2 separate regions of the Homo sapiens genome follow, and region 2 is linked to region 1. Evidence: read pairs that join two places in POLR2A ChIA-PET (ENCODE). Cell type or tissue: OCI-LY7. All regions are shown on one strand.

Region 1 (8,000 bases):
ATATCTGAGGAAAACATTACTTAGATGAAAGGATTGCAGTCACAGAGAAAGTTCTATGAATAGTTTATGAATTCTCATCAAATGCCCTTCATTTATTTATTTGTCCACACAGCCATTCAACAAATGCTTCTTGGGCACAGGCTGGGTTCAGTGGTGAACAAGCTGGGGAACACCATCCCTACTCTCTGGAGGCAGGTTATTAAACAGGAAATACTGTAAAAAACAAAACAAAACAAAACAAAAAACAAAAACAAAAAACAGAATAGGTCTTCCTGAGAAAGCAGTATTTGCTGAGTGATGCCTCAGCCAGAGCGCAGCTGTGGCAGCTGATGAGGCCCACGCTCATAGCATTAGATAAAGGGCGAAAGCCTGCCGCCTCCATCGTGGGCACACCAGGACATCTGGTACCTGCGTTCCTCTGCAGCTTGTGATTCCCAGTGGCTGCACTCTTTCTTTGGAGGCAGAGCTCTTCCTTCACCTGAAGACTCTATCTTTCCTCAGTCGCAGAGCCCAAGACCCCCACGGTTCTGCCAAGACCCTCATAGTTCTGCCTGGGAACTTGGGTTGGGAAAAAAAAAATCACTAACCTACATTTCATTCAGAACTGCGATGTAGCATTTCCCTTATTATACACATAGGGAAAAAACCCAGAGACGTATTGCTATTATGGGTGGCTGGTCGCCACTAAACACTGGTTATTTTCATGTCACTTTGCAGTTGTGGCCGATACTAGAAATTCTATTTCGCTCATCACTGCTTGACAATAACACACATTATTGGGCCCGCTGCAAAATCTTGTTATTGAGTTAATACAGAAGCACACAAATGATAACACATCCCAATGTTATTTTTTAAATATTTTGATAATTTTAATATTAGATGTTATCTTTGAAGTTTGTGTTTTATTTTTTGTGTTATGAAATTATACCCTGAGAAGAGACCCAAGTCCAAATGGGTCCAAGGTGCAGAAAAGGTTAGGGGCCCTGGAATGACCTGTCTTCCTCTGGGACCACTCCCCCGCATGCTGGAACCCCCGGGCGGGCGCGGGTCCTTAGCTCAGGTCCTCCCTTCATACGCTCGCTACGGCTCCGCCTCCTCCTGGCCTCGGGCGTGCTCCAGACCTCCCCGCAGGCGCCTCCCCGCCCACCCCTGGCTCCTCGCCCTACCCAGTTGGGTCCGGCGAGAGGGAGGGGTCCGGCGAGAGGGAGGGGTCCGGCGAGAGGGAGGGGTCCGGCGAGAGGGAGGGGTCCGGCGAGAGGGAGGGAGGTCTCTCTATCGACCTACAGTTCTCATTCTGTTTTGCCAAGTGTACGCCAAGAAGGACATGGCGCCGCGTAAAAGCAGGAACGACGTCTCCTGGGCTGAACAGGAGCACAAACTGTTCTGAAAGGGTTTTTTTTTTTTTTTTTTTCGGAGTAAATGTTGATTCGCTGCTGTTCTTGCTTGGGAGCTGGTGCCTGTCTGCTGTGCTCGCGGGCTCTGAATTTTTAATTTTAAAATTAAAAATATTTAAATTTTAATTTAACTTTAAAATTGAAGTTTAATTTTTTAAAAAATATTTTTTAATTTCAAAAATTTAATTTTTTTATAATTTCAGGTAAATTTTCTTCAAGTTTTAATAACGCAGTAAGAGTAAACTTCTAGTTACCTAAAATAGTTTTCAATGTGAACTTCATTCGCTTAACATAAATGTTACGTTTCTCTCCTACAAAATACAATTGACCATGTTCACAAGGGTTCTCTTTCTTTTTTCCCTAAAAGTAATTTTAGTTCACAGCCAGAAAAAGGTCCTTCAGTTTAAGAAGGGGGGGGGGGGGTAGCATAAATACCAGTCCCTGGACAAATGTGTGTGTCGAGGTACGTGAAAGCCACAGATGGAGAAAGTCAGTCCCCACCTGCGAAGGTGGCATCGTGGGAGGTGAGGTCCCTAAGGCAGGGTTTCTCCCTCTTGTGTTCACTGCTGGTCCCCAGCACAGAGAGGCGCTCCATAAATAATTGTTCCCACACACAGATACACACTCATATACACATATACTATACACACACCACGTTCCATACACACTACACATATTCATATATAAGAGCTGCTCTCTGCTGGCACGGAGGTCCATGGACGGGGTGGGAGGAGACTCACGTGTTGTGGGGGCTCCCTCTCTAAGGCAAGTGGTCCCATAAAAGCGAGCAACGCTTTTCTTTTTTAATTTCAGGTAAATTTTCTTCGAGTTTTAGTTATTATGCAGTAAGAGTAAACTTCTAGTTACCTAAAATAGTTTTCAATGTGAACTTCATTAGTTTAACATAACTGTTACATTTCTTTCCTACAAGATACAATTGACCATGTTTACAAGGGAAAGTGATCTGGTAAAAGCTGGCTTTATTATGTGGGTTCTATAAATATGCAAACTCATTGCACATGTAGTGTTCCCTTTTAACAAATTGTATTAACTTGATTATCCCTTCGGGATTTTTTTTTTTTTTTTTTGCTGAAATAACCTAGTCTATATAAAAACCCAATCTCTTCCTTGTATGTGCAAGAAAACTAAAGTGCTTATTAGGAAAGCTGCGTGTTTAATATACTGTGGCCAACACGATTATTTGGAACAGCATTTTTTGGTTAAATTGTGGGTGAAATGCTCTATCCCAAATGCAGACATGCGGTATTAGAGACTAGACCACAGAAATCCCGATGGTCAAACTGATCCGATGTGAGATTATTAGATTAACCTGGACCACAGATGGAGATCTCAGTCTGCTGGAGGCCTGGTGCTATTCTGGGCACAGGGATGGGGCAGAGAACCAAACAGACACATGAAGGGAAGGGAAGTACATTCTACAGGGTTGGGAAGCTCAGTTCCCTGAGGAAAACGCAGCTGGTGAGGGGGATTCCTTGGCCTGAGTGGGTAGTTTAAAGAGTCTGGTCGGAAAGCCTTTCCACTAGTCATCAACTGTGCCTCTAAAAATCACTGTAACTAAGAATCATCTAAAAAGGTGTCTGCACCTGAACCCGGTGATGGCTTCTTCATCCTCTTTAACTGCAAACAAAAATGTGCAGGCTACAGCAGCACAGGCAGCTTATTTGCCAAGAGAGTGTAACATAAAACTGAGAAAGTCACTCTCATTATTTAAAAAAAAAATGCATCTCTGAAAACTGTAACTTCCCAGTTAGTGAAGTTAGGATCTCAGGATCATAGAAAGCGGGAAAAATGACTGGTGGTGAGTCATTTGGATTTGTATGGGAGACAAGAAGCCACTCTTAATCCACATGATTAGCCACACCGGAACCCTTAATTGTCCTTCAAGCAGAAATGAAGGAACTGGGAGAAATGCCACTAGAAAATGAATTCTAATTAATTCATTCATCCAGATCCTTCTCTCTTTTCCCTAAAAATAATTCTAGTCACAGCCAGAAAAAAGGGCAGGAAAGCAGTTTAAAGTGGGGGGTGTAAATACCAATCGGTGGAGAAACCTGCGTGTTGAGGCATTCTCAGAGTGAAAGCCACAAATGGAGGAAGTTGGTCCCCAACTGCGAATGGCATCATGGGAGGTGACGTCCCCAGAGCAGGGTTTCCCCCTCTCTTGTGTTCACTGCTGGTGAAGAGCGTAGGTGCTCCATAAATAATTGTCCCCACACACATACACAGATACTCATACACATACACCACACACACAATTTCACACACACCACACATACCACACACACACCCATACACATACACCACACACACACCCCACACACATTCCACACATACCCATACACATACACACCACACACATTCCACACAGACACCACACATACCACACACACACCCATACACATACACCACACACACAACCCACACATATTCCACACATACCCATACACATACACACCACACATACACATACACCACACACACCCACACCCACACACACGTTCCACACACACCACACACACTCATACACACACACCACACATACACCACACACACCACACACTCATACACACTGCACACACCCACACCCCCACACACATTCCACACACACCACACACACTTACACACCACACACACCTTCAGCACCATACAGACTCATACACACATACACCACACACAGACACGTATTCTGCAAACACCACACACATTCACACACACACCATATACACATTCACATGCACACTTATACACACACACCACACACACCACACACATCTTGCACACACCACACACATACACACCACATCAACCCACACCACACACACACTACACACACACACCTCATATACCAGAGACACATACATAACATATACACACCACACATTTCACACATACCATACACACCGCTCACATATCACACACGCCACATACACATCACAGATAACACACACACCTTGCACACCTCGCACACAAATTACACACACACACCACACATACAGCACACACATGTGCACACACACAAACACTCCAGAAACACCACACATCACATACACAACTCACACACCATCCACACATACACCACACACCTCACACAACCTCACACATACCACAAACACCACACACACACCTCACATACCACACACATACACCACACACATCACACACCACACACCGCAAACATGCACCACACACACACCTCACATACTACACACATCACACACACCATACACATACACTCCACACACATATCACATACATACACTCCACAAACACCAAACACACACCTCACACACACACACCACACACAAACACATACACACCATACACACCTCACACAAAAACACACATCACACAAACATACATATATACATACATTCCACACACAAACCAAACACATCATATACACAAATGCACATACACAGCACATATACCACACACACACAAACCACACAACACACACACACCAGACAAACCCTACACACACCACCCACACATCACACACCACACACCACACACACACAGACACACGCACACAAGTTTCTCTTCTACCCCAAGGAGTGCAATTATTTGTTCACTGGTTTTCTTTCTAAAAATCCTCATTGTGAATTTCTGGTAAATAAAATTCTCCACCTCTAAATTTTTTAGCATTTAGGCTGTTTCTAAACTGTTGCTCTTCTAATGTCATAGTGAACATTCTTGTGCACCAAACATTAACCTGCCACCTTACCTGACTTAGCCGAGTGTGGGCTCGATGGTTGCAGTTACCATCTTTGTGTGTTCTTGCGGTGCCAGCGTGATCCTATCTGCTTTTCTTGTTCTCTGCGTCTTACCTTTATTTACCTTTGTTTTGATTTGTTTTTTGATACTGTTTTGCTTTTCTCGAACTCAAGTTGATTTTCTTCTCACAATCTATGTCCACAGATGGAAGTCAGGGGAACAAAGTTTCGTGTTTCACCGGAAGCCCCTCCTTTCTCCCCCTAACTTGGCTTCAAGTGCAGCCAAGTAATAAAGCCCTCACACAAGGCTTTGTGGTCACAGGTCTTGGTGACCGTGCGCATGAATTCACATGTGCAGAAGAAAAGTAAAACACTTTTCCTGCACTTCCCTCCTACCATGAAGTTAAATTATTGAACTTTTGAAGGCGACTTCTCTTACACCAAGTAAAAATGTCTGCATTAGTTTTCATTTGGATTAAAAAGTAGGACACCAATACTGATACGGGATGAAATGGGGTGCATGTTGGGTGCTGGTGCTCTGTCAGAAGTTAATCCTTCCGTGAGTTCCACTGCCAAATGCCAGGTGACCATCTGCCAAAGCCAGACACTAGAGTGGTGAGGACACGTTTCAATCAGAATCAGTAACTTTTTTTTTTTTTTTTTTCGAGACAGAGTCTTACTCTGTCGCCCAGGCCAGGCTGGAATGCAGTGACACAATCTTGGCTCACTGCAACCTCCGCCTCCTAGGTTCAAGGGATTCTCCAGCCTCAGCCTCCCAAGTAGCTGGGATTACAGGTGTACGCCACCACACCCAGCTAATTTTTGAATTTTTAGTAGAGACGGGGTTTCACCATGTTGGCCAGGCTGGTCTCAAACACCTGACCTCAGGTGATCCACCTGCCTCGGCCTCCCAGAGTGCTGGGATTACAGGCATGAGCCACCGCACCCGGCCTCAATTAGTAACTATTGGTAATAGGAGAAAATCCAGCATGAACGCATCAATCTGAACAGAAGTGACCAGGCATTTTAAAGGGAGGATGAGGGACTAGGGAGTGGGTGAGTAGGGGCTCAGTGGAGCCAGGGAAGTAAAAAATTACAGAGAGCTGGGAAGGCGGCTCTGGTCCATGTGAAACCCATGTGGATTTGCTAACTAACTGACACATATCAAGATTAGGCTCCTGTCTGCCCACAGAGGCTGGGAGACCCTGCTTGAAGGCCCTACCTTCAGGTGTTGGCTGGAATAAACTAAATTCTTTTGGCAGCCTTGAGTTTTCCTAGGCAGGCACATTATGGGTGCTAGGGATATAGCTGTGAGCTATTAGAAACTATGTTAGAGTTTATTGGGGCCTGGTTGAGAAGGGGCTCAAAAGAGACTGTTTAGAGTTTGGCCAAGGAAGAATTTTTGTCACTTGCCTGAGGCCAAAAAGATTGATTAAAAATACAACAACAACAACAACAACAAACAACAACAACAAGAGGTGGGTTACTGTTAGTTAATCAGAAATAGTAAGGTCAGAAATATTCAGAGATAATGAAGGGGTCCATGTTTTGATAAAAGGCCATGAAAAGTCATGGAAGCCACAACTAGTCCACACCAAGCTTGGCAGATAGATGTGTAGAGCAGCAGCTCCCAGGATGAATAGCCACTGTGGGAACATTAAATGCAGCTTTCAGAAATTGAAAGAGCAAGTCAGAAAAAATATCTGCAAACATTTCGTTCTGAAGGACACAATCCCTCAGCTTGGTCTAATTAGGCAGACTGATAACCTTGGTTCATACACATAGTATCAAGTTTTTCTTATAGCACATTTTTAATAATCAATCATGTACTTAACAACGAAGTAAGCCTTATTAAAATCCCCAAAGTAGAAACTTTACAAACTGTTTTTGCTGACCATAATTCCATAAATCTTTTTGTTGTTGTTGTTGAGACAGGGTCTTGCCCTGTCACCCAGGCTGGAGTGCAGTGGCATGATCTCTGCTCACTGCAACCTCTGCCTCCCGGGTTCAAGGAATTCTCATGCCTCAGCCTCCCCAGTAGCTGGGATTACAGGCATGCACCACCACCACCTCTGGCTAATTTTTTTTGTATTTTTATTAGAGACAGGGTTTCACCATGTTGGCCAGGCTGGTCTTGAACTCCTGGCCTCAGGTGATCCTCCCACCTTGGCCTCCCAAAGTGCTGGGATTACAGGCACAAGCCACAATGCCTGGCCCGTAAATCTTAATATGACCAGAAAAATAACTACTTCCAGTCAGGTGCGGTGGCTCACGCCTGCAATCCCAGCACTTTGGGAGGTTGAAGCAGGTGGATCACCTGAGGCCAGGAGTTCAAGACCAGCCTAGTCAACGTGGCAAAACCCTATCTCTCCTAAATATACAAAAATTAGCCAGGTGTGGTGGCACACACCTGTAATTCCAGCTACTCGGGAGGCTGAGGCAGGAGAATTGCTTGAACCAGGGAGGTGGAAGTTGCAGTGAACTGAGATCGCACCACTGCACTCCAGCATGGGCGACAGAGCAAGACGTTATCTCAAAAAAAATATATAATAATAACTACTTGAACACTTTTCTAGGTAAACCCTGGATCAAAGAAAAAATCAAAATCAAATGTCAAGGTATCTAGAAATTAATGAAAGAAGAATACAATTATGGAATACAGCTAAAGCTGCATTCTAAGGAAAAGTTAGAGCTTAACTACTATCTTATTTAAAAACAATAAAAAGCAAGCACAATTTATATTCACAAACAGGAAAGATCCCCAACCCCCATCCTCCTGTCCACACTGCTGTGACACTGGCTTTCAGAGCCCTTAGAGCTTCCTCAACTCTTAACTCTGTTCTCCTCTGCAATCCACCCCCATTCTTTCCTC
Region 2 (8,000 bases), 1.7 Mb after region 1:
GATCATCTGGTTTGAATAATTTCAATGTGTTTCAGGTACAGGCTTTGCCTTGAGTTGTCTGGTCCCTGGTCTTCAGGTAATTAAGGCAGAAGAAGATTGGCTAGAGTGTATGAGCAAGATTGGGCTCTGGATTGGTTCTTTTGCATGAGAAAGGCACACTCTTGGGAAGTGTTTGCTACCTCTTAGCTGACTCTAGAAATTCTCTCCACAGTCAGCAGGACCCCTGAATCCAGAGCATTAAGACTACAGAAAATAAGAGACTATAATGAATACAGGAAGGCTTAGCAGAGACAATGATTTGGACTTGAAGGAGTATGTGGCCTAGAAAGGTAGAGAGATGATTCTATGCCAAGTAAAAGCGCAAAAGGCCTGTCTGAGAAAGATGACAGTGAGTGCAGGATAGGGAAGAGGTAGGTGGCAGGAACTGTCAGCTGCTTGCTAAGAGCTATGCAGCCACTCTTGTGGTGGCCAGCTAAGGCAGACAATGATAGAAGGTGGAGCCAAGGACCTTCAATCCATTGTTGAATTCCAAAAAGAAATGTGTACCTTCTCATTCCAGACTCCAAGTTCTACGACATAGCAAGCTGCCCTCTTACTGAAAGCAGTTAGTTCCAAGCTTCTCTGACATGTGAGCCAAAAGCACTGCAGACTGATACAAGGCTGGTGTAATGAAGGCAGAGGGCTGGCCAGACTGGCCATGTCTACCAGAATACCAAGCTGAAGGGCAACAGGAAGAGCCATGATCATAACATTTTAAAGAGATGACTTAAGATATTGCATAATATTTAAAATATGCATATATTTAATAATTCTTATAAAATATATAATAAATTGCATATGTAACAATGCATAAAATGGACTCAAGGGGAAATAGAATCAAGAAAAATATCAAATAGAAAGTAACTAAACTCATGAATGGATGAGCATCCAGATTGTGAAAATAAAGAAGAAAAGAGAAGTCTAAGAATGTTTTAATAGAGTGGCCACTGCACTTGGCAACATTGGATGCAGCACTGAGAAGGTAAGCTACTTGGAACTCCCATGACCAGGACAGTAATGGTGCCTTACAGCGAGAGCTGTCAATAAAACAGGCATGGCAGAGCCATCCAGACCCCAGCAAGCACATGCAGCCTGTGACTCAGGTCTTTGTGCAAGCTGACAAGCTGCTGTTCACAGACAGAAGTCTGAATATTACTTGCCATAACAGATGAAACAAATCTTTCACTCATGAAAAAAAAAAAAAAAGAAGAGACTATTTTTGAGATTTGATGATAAATATATTTTTGAAGTAAGGAACTTGGGTTTCTAGAGCAGTGATAATGCCATCTGATATTTTTTCTTACCACAGCCATGTTTGGTTATTATTATTCTTCACAACTTAATTATGAAGAAATGAAGGCTTAAAAAGTTCAAGTACAATTTACTTGTGTTCACACAACTGGAAGTTATAGAGCTGGTAGCTACAAACACATGTTTACTATAAAGACAAACAAGCGGGGGGGGGTGATGTTTTAAACTAAAAGTCTTTTTATTTCTTTAATCTGGCCTCAAAATCTTCACCTACTATTTAAATAATGTTAAAAGCTCCTCCTGAATTAGCCAGTAACTAATTTTACTCCAGTATTTATAAATAGATCTGACAATTTTTACCAGTTTGGAAAATAGAGCAGAACAGATAATCTCTATAAACACAGGGATTAACTTTTTTTTTTTAATCTTTACTGCAGGACCTGGATCAAAAGTTCCCATGAATTTAGGGTACTACATTTCAGAGAAGAGTTGGAAAAGAGCGCTTGCAAAAATGTGGGTGATATGGACCTCGACAGGCAGGTATGGAATGTGGATTTATAGGCTGTTGCTCACCTTAAGACTCCCAGAGTGGAATGTGAACCCAACTCACACAGCGGTCAGGTTAGTGACACTGGCAAACAGCCCTGACCCCACCCATGGCACACAGCACTGGGGGTTTTCTCCACGTGGATCCATGCCTGGATGGGACCAGAGACTGTCATTCACTTCATCTAGATCGGCCACCTCCTGAAGCTCTGTTCAAGGTAAGCATCGTGTCACGCTGGGCAAGTACAGCTCATCCTCTTTGCTCCTTTCTGGTGGTGCGAGGGATCTCCTGCCTGGGCAGGAAGGGACTCTGTCTTCACTGTGCATCATATATGATCCTTGCTCAGGTATGGGTCCTGGTAAAACACCAAGGAGAAGGCATCCAAAGGAGTTCTGTGATCCACATTCTTCGAGCACGGGCCACTGACCACCAATATCTACCAACTAAAATGCAGGGCACGAAACCCTGAGTGAACAAAAGACAGAACACCTTTTTATAAGGAAAGACGATTCAAAGGCCCTTTTCTAGATTAACCATGTTAAATCAGTGTATGTCCTTCAGAATATAAAACAGATAGCTCTGAATATTGATTTTTAAAATATCATCCTCCAAGCAGCTTTTCAAGGTGGCTGGCCTCACTCTCTGCCTTGTTTCTAATTGTGCAATGTCCTCATTCCCAGAGCTGCCCCAGGGAACCTGTGCTCCTCCCCACTCCAATGCATTGCTTGAAGGCTTCCATAGCACTTGACGGAAAGAACATCCCCCTCCCCACCCGAGACCCTCTCCTAGTGGGCTCCTATAATCCCCCAGTGGCTCCAGCCTTAAGCAACCCGAGACATTGCCTGATCCCTGGCTCCAGCAAAGCCACACGGGACCAGTACTATAGAGGACTCTGTTTCCTGAACCCAGAGGAGTGTTCTGCCATAAGACCCAGATGGTCGCTGCAGCCTCCTGCCTGGCTTGTGGGTCAGATCCTGCCTGATATAATGTGTCTAAATCAAAGCTTAGTTCCCAGGTGCCTGCTATCAGATTTGCCCATTTTAGTCCTACGTTTTCTGGGTCAGCCGGATAATGGACCTCATTTACCGGTTGGTTATTACCGCTTGGCTTCATCAGGCCATGCATTTGCTTCCTGTGACTGCTGTAGCACCTTACCACAAACTGGGCGACTTCACCGAAATGCACTCTGTCATACTCTGGAAGCCAGATGTCTGCAGTCAAGATGTCAGCAGGACCATGCTCCCCTGAAGGCTCTGGGGAGGACCCTTCCCTGCCTCTCCCAGCCCCTCCACGCTCCCTGTGTCAGCATCATCCCCTCTCTGCCTATCTTCACATGGCCATCGCCTCCCGCGTGTCTGAGTCTTCAAGTCTCTCCTTGCAAAGACACCCATCATTGGAGGCAGAGCCTGCTGTAATCCAGTATGACTTCATCTTAACTTGGTTACATCTATGAAGACCCCGTTTCTAAGTCAAGTCACATTCACAGGTACTGGGAGTTAGGACTTGAACCTACATTTTTGGGGAACTCAGTTCAGCCCGTTGCAGGCTACATGCCCCTGGCCTGGCCTAGGGAGCTGGAACCACTGTTTGCTGTGTGCTATGTAAAGCCATCTGCTAGCGTATCAGAGATCCATGCAGCCCTCTCCGCCAACAAATCAGGAGGGGCTATGTGGATGGGACAGATTTTGTCACTGTTTTTTGTTGTTGTTGTTTATTTCATTCCACTCACTGTTTTTATTTTTTTAGAGGGAGGAATGGGAGGAGGTGGAGGTCGGGATGACCTCTCTGGGCTAACCCGGGCTGCCCTCATGTCCCTCAGTTCCTGGGACCCAATGTGGAACCCCTGATAGCTGCGGCTGGAAATCCAGGCTGGTCGTGGGCCTGAACCCCACCCCTGGGCAGATCATAGCCATGGTCCCTGCAGCCACTCTCTGCCACCTTCACTCTGGGGATGAAGTGCAGATTCCAGGATGGGAGCCGGCCCTCATCATGACCACCATCATGGACTGTCTAGGCCCTCAGCCCTGGAGCAGTTTCTCCCAAACTCTCAGATAATAAAAATCCACTGTGGGACTCAAACAAACAAACAAGCAAACAAACAGAATAGGACGTCATGACTCATAACCTCCCAGAAGGAGCTGGGTGCTGTTTATGTTGGCATTTCTTCTCGTGATTCTCCTCATCCATGACTTTGGAACCACTCTTAAAGGAGCCTTGCACCATCTGATATGGTTTGGATGTCCCACCCAAATCTGATGTTGAATTGTAATCCCCAGTGCTGGAGGTGGGGCCTGGTAGGAGGTGTGTGAGTCATGGGGTTGGATCTCTTATGGCTTGGTACTGAGCTCCTGATAGTGAGTTCTCAAAAGATCTGATCATTTAAAAGCGTGTGGCCTCTCCCCACTCCCTCTTGTTCCTGCCTTCCTGATGTGATGCGCAAGCTCTCACTTTGCCTTCTGCCATGAGTAAAAGGTCCCTGAGGTCTCCCAAGAAGCGATGCCTGTGCTACGCTTCCAGTGCAGCCTGCAGAACCATAAGCCAATTAAACCTCTTTTCTTATAAATTACCCAGTCTCAGATATTTCTTTGTAGCAATGCAAGAATGGCCTAATACACTATCCTAAGGCCTGGGCTTCTGTTCAGTGTCACCCAGCCAAACTTTGTTTCTAAGTGATTGGAGTTTAGTCACAATAACAGCAACACCCACTCCAATAGACCATTCCTGCTGCCCAGGGCCTGTCCTGGTGCCCAACTATGGCTCTGATTTTGTGAGTGGGCCTAGGGCTTCTAATGACTGTTGAGCTCAGAATTAAAAGTGGAGTCTGGGGTGTGTGTCTGCATGCATGTGTATGTGTGCATGTGTGTGCATTCAAGAGTGTGTGTGTGCATTCACAGGTGTTTCATTAATGACCCTGTCTGACACGAGACGGGGGAGATGAAGACTGAAACAAAAGTAAGACAACCATAGTCACCCACTGCAGCCTGCTGGGGAAAGGGTGGTTTATCTCCAGGTTACTTGTCCTGTTATAAAATAAAATCCCACTGGGGGGGGATTTGGAGACCCCTGAGGCCCTGGTCTGGAAGGAGAAATGGACTGACATGGAGAGTTAAACTCCTGTGCCCAAGAGGTTAATGGCAACATAGGAACCTCTGGAGCAGAGAAGAGAGCAGCAGGGTTTGTGTGCAGTGGAGACTGTCCCATCAGCAGTCTGCTGGTGGACTGGGACCAGAGACACTGTGTTGGCCTTCCTTGCATGGAAGAGTAAATGCTGGTCTCCTGAGAGTGGAGAAAGCCGTTCCGTGTGCCTCTGGGGAGGGTTGCCTCATCAAACACAGATGTCCCTGCCTTGTGAAGCCTCCACTTAAGATTTTTAGACTTTAGGTGGTGCGAAAACGACATGGCATTCCATAGAAAACATTCTTTGAGTACTCATACAAACATTCTATTTTTCACTTTCAGCTTAGTATTCAATAAGTTACATGAGATACCAACACTTTATTATCATATAGCCTTTGTGTTAGGTGACTGCCCATGGTAGGCTAATGTAAGTGTTCTGAGAACGTTTAAGGTTGGCCAGGCTAAGCTAGGAAGGCCGGTAAGGTAGGTATATTGAATGCACTTTCCACTTATGATATTTTCAACTTATGATGGGTTTATCAGGAAGTGACACCATTGTAAGTCAAGCAGTGCATATTGGAATTTTGCGTGGAACACACCTATACAAAGACATTATGCCTTATCTATCTGGAATTCACATATCTGCCACCCTACCTGTAAGGTCCCCCAGGACATGTCAAAGACAGCCTGTGGGTGGGTACAGCCCATTCTCCTCCTCCCACTCCAGCATCCGTGGAGACCACCAGGATGGTGTGGGAACCAATTCCATTAGACTCTCCAGATACCCAGAGCTTCAACACATTTAGTATTAATAGGGGGAGAACACAAGAGGGAGAGAAAACAAACCCTGTCCAGTACCAGGCATCTCACTAAGTGAGACACCCAGCATCTCAAGAAGTCCTCCCTCGGAAGACCCCTAAGCAGAAGTGGGGAAACGAAACCTCTGCGGTAGGAGGGGATTAAGTTATTTGTCAAAGCTCACATCATTAGTAAGCAACACAGGTGAGGAAGGGGCTCAGGGTGTCTCACCTCAATTGTTTTACTCCATGACCAACCTCACTTGTCTACCACATTTCTTCTTGAGTTGCCAGCACAATGTTCCCACTCTCCAAGTGGCCCAGGTTGAAGGCTAGCTGAGGTCCTAGCTCTTGCTGTCCCCTGTCCATCATCCATTGCTGACCAGCATCCCAGGCATAGACATAGTGGAGAGAGTCTCTGTCTTCAGCAGTGGGAGAAGCAGTACATGTTGAAAGGGTGCTTTAATGGGAATATACAGAATTACTGGATGAGAACAGGACAAGCAAGTAACAGTGTTGTAGGAAGGCATGATGGAAAGATTTTCTGAAGATCTGATGTTTATGCTGAGCCTCAAAATTGACTAGGAGTTACTTGGGCCAACACCTGAGGGAAGGGGCATGGGAAGCCTGAGATATAAGGAGCAGCAGGTGCAAAGGATTGATAGGGGTAGGGGAGCCATGGTATATTCCAAGAGCAAGGCCAAGGTGGCTGAGACAAGGAGGGAGGACCTAGTGGCCAGGGATGAATTAGAGCCTCAGGGTTGAGGTTCCTGATGCTGGATTTTATTCTTAGTAGAATAGAGCCCGGAAAGCTTATAGTTGCCCTCTAGCGCCGAGGCAGGCTGCCTGGGTTGGCTGCATTTTCAGAGCTTCTGTATTAGTCTGTTTCACGCTGCTGATAAAGACGTACCTGAGACTGGGTAATTTATAAAGAAAAAGAGATCTGATGGACTCACAGCTCCACATGACTGGGGAGGCCTCACAATCATGGCGGAAGGTGAGGGGAGAACAAAATCACATCTTACATGGTGGCAGGCAAAGAGAGAAATGAGAACCAAGCAAAAGGGGAAACCCCTTATAAAACCATCAGATCTTGTGAGATGTATTCACTACCACGAGAACAGTGTGGTGGAAACTGTCCCCATGATACAGTTATCTCCCACCAGGTCCCTCCCACAACATGTGGGAATTATGGGAGCTACAATTCAAGATGAGATTTGGGTGACGACACAGCCAAACCATATCAGCTTCCCAACTTTCCATGTCTTCCTCCAGGGCCACCTGACAGGGTCTCCCAGCTATGACCTCCCACGTACCTTGGAGCTCCTGGCTGAGGGTCCTGGGCTGGCCTCTGACAGAGTCCCTGGAGCCCATCCCTATAACCTGTCCTGCCCCAGTGAGAAGGCTTCTGCCCCATGCTGGGTCACTGTCTCCTGCAGGTTCTGAGACGTATTCCTACCTTGTGCCTAGGCCTAATGTCTGATTAACCCACCCTCCTTCTGGAAAGCATCTCTAAGACTCACAGAATATCTGTCAATTTTGCATTTTTCAGAACAGAGAAGAGGAGAAAAGTAAAGAGAATTCCCCAGCTGGTTCAACATGATTCCTGGCAGAGCAGTCTTTCTAAGGAGGACAGATAGGACCATGGGCCACATAGTTACTTTTGGAAAGAGCTGTCATTGCCTGGAAGCTGGTGGCAGGATGGACTCAAAATCCCAGCAATACCATTTGCTTGTTGGATGATTTCCCAGAAATTATTTATTTTCTCTGTGGCTCATTCTCCCCACCTGTAAGACAAGGTCAACTACAATGCCTACTGCACAGGGCTGTTTTGAGGACTGAGGGCAATAAGCCAAGTGTAGCCTTTAGCACAGTCCTGGCCTGTGGTCTGCACCCATTAGACATTAACCTGGTATGAACTGGGAGCTGGCTCTACCCTAAGCCTCACATGAGGGTGAAAGACAGTAGAACAGGGGCTCCAACACTTCTATATTGTCCTGGTCATCAAATGGAGTGGAATGTACATCCTTCAGGAGAAGGCTGCAGTGGAGAACAGGATAGTGGGAGGTTGGGTCTTAGAGGAAGGGGAGATGAGAACTGCCATGCAGGGGCAAGAAAGCAGGACATTGGAGAAAAGAGATGTTGGATGTGTGAAACCTTAGCCCCTCAATTAAAAAACAAGAATCACAGAAGTGTGAAGGAAAGTGAAGAGGCTGAGTTCTGGATCCTGGCTATTCAGTCCATGATAT

The links. Peaks named below come from ENCODE experiments on the same cell type or tissue, not always from the same donor. Only the 100,000 strongest peaks of a DNase experiment are listed, where the experiment ranks them.
Region 2: POLR2A ChIA-PET joins it to region 1 with 12 read pairs; 2 of 35 experiments call an interaction of 5 or more read pairs at or near these places.

The regions. Positions count from the first base shown.
Region 1 is chr9:91,707,759-91,715,758 of GRCh38, reverse strand. No RefSeq gene overlaps it. Among named protein-coding and RNA genes, the nearest start is that of MIR3910-2, 75 kb to the right of the region's middle. RefSeq lists a silencer at 1,083-1,132. In OCI-LY7, no CTCF peak of the experiment used is centred here; DNase peaks (open chromatin) are centred at 1,348 and 3,548; H3K4me3 peaks cover 1,252 bases; H3K27ac peaks cover 1,327 bases.
Region 2 is chr9:90,054,523-90,062,522 of GRCh38, reverse strand. No RefSeq gene overlaps it. Among named protein-coding and RNA genes, the nearest start is that of MIR4290HG, 17 kb to the right of the region's middle. RefSeq lists enhancers at 1-286, 1,092-2,291. In OCI-LY7, no CTCF peak of the experiment used is centred here; no DNase peak of the experiment used is centred here.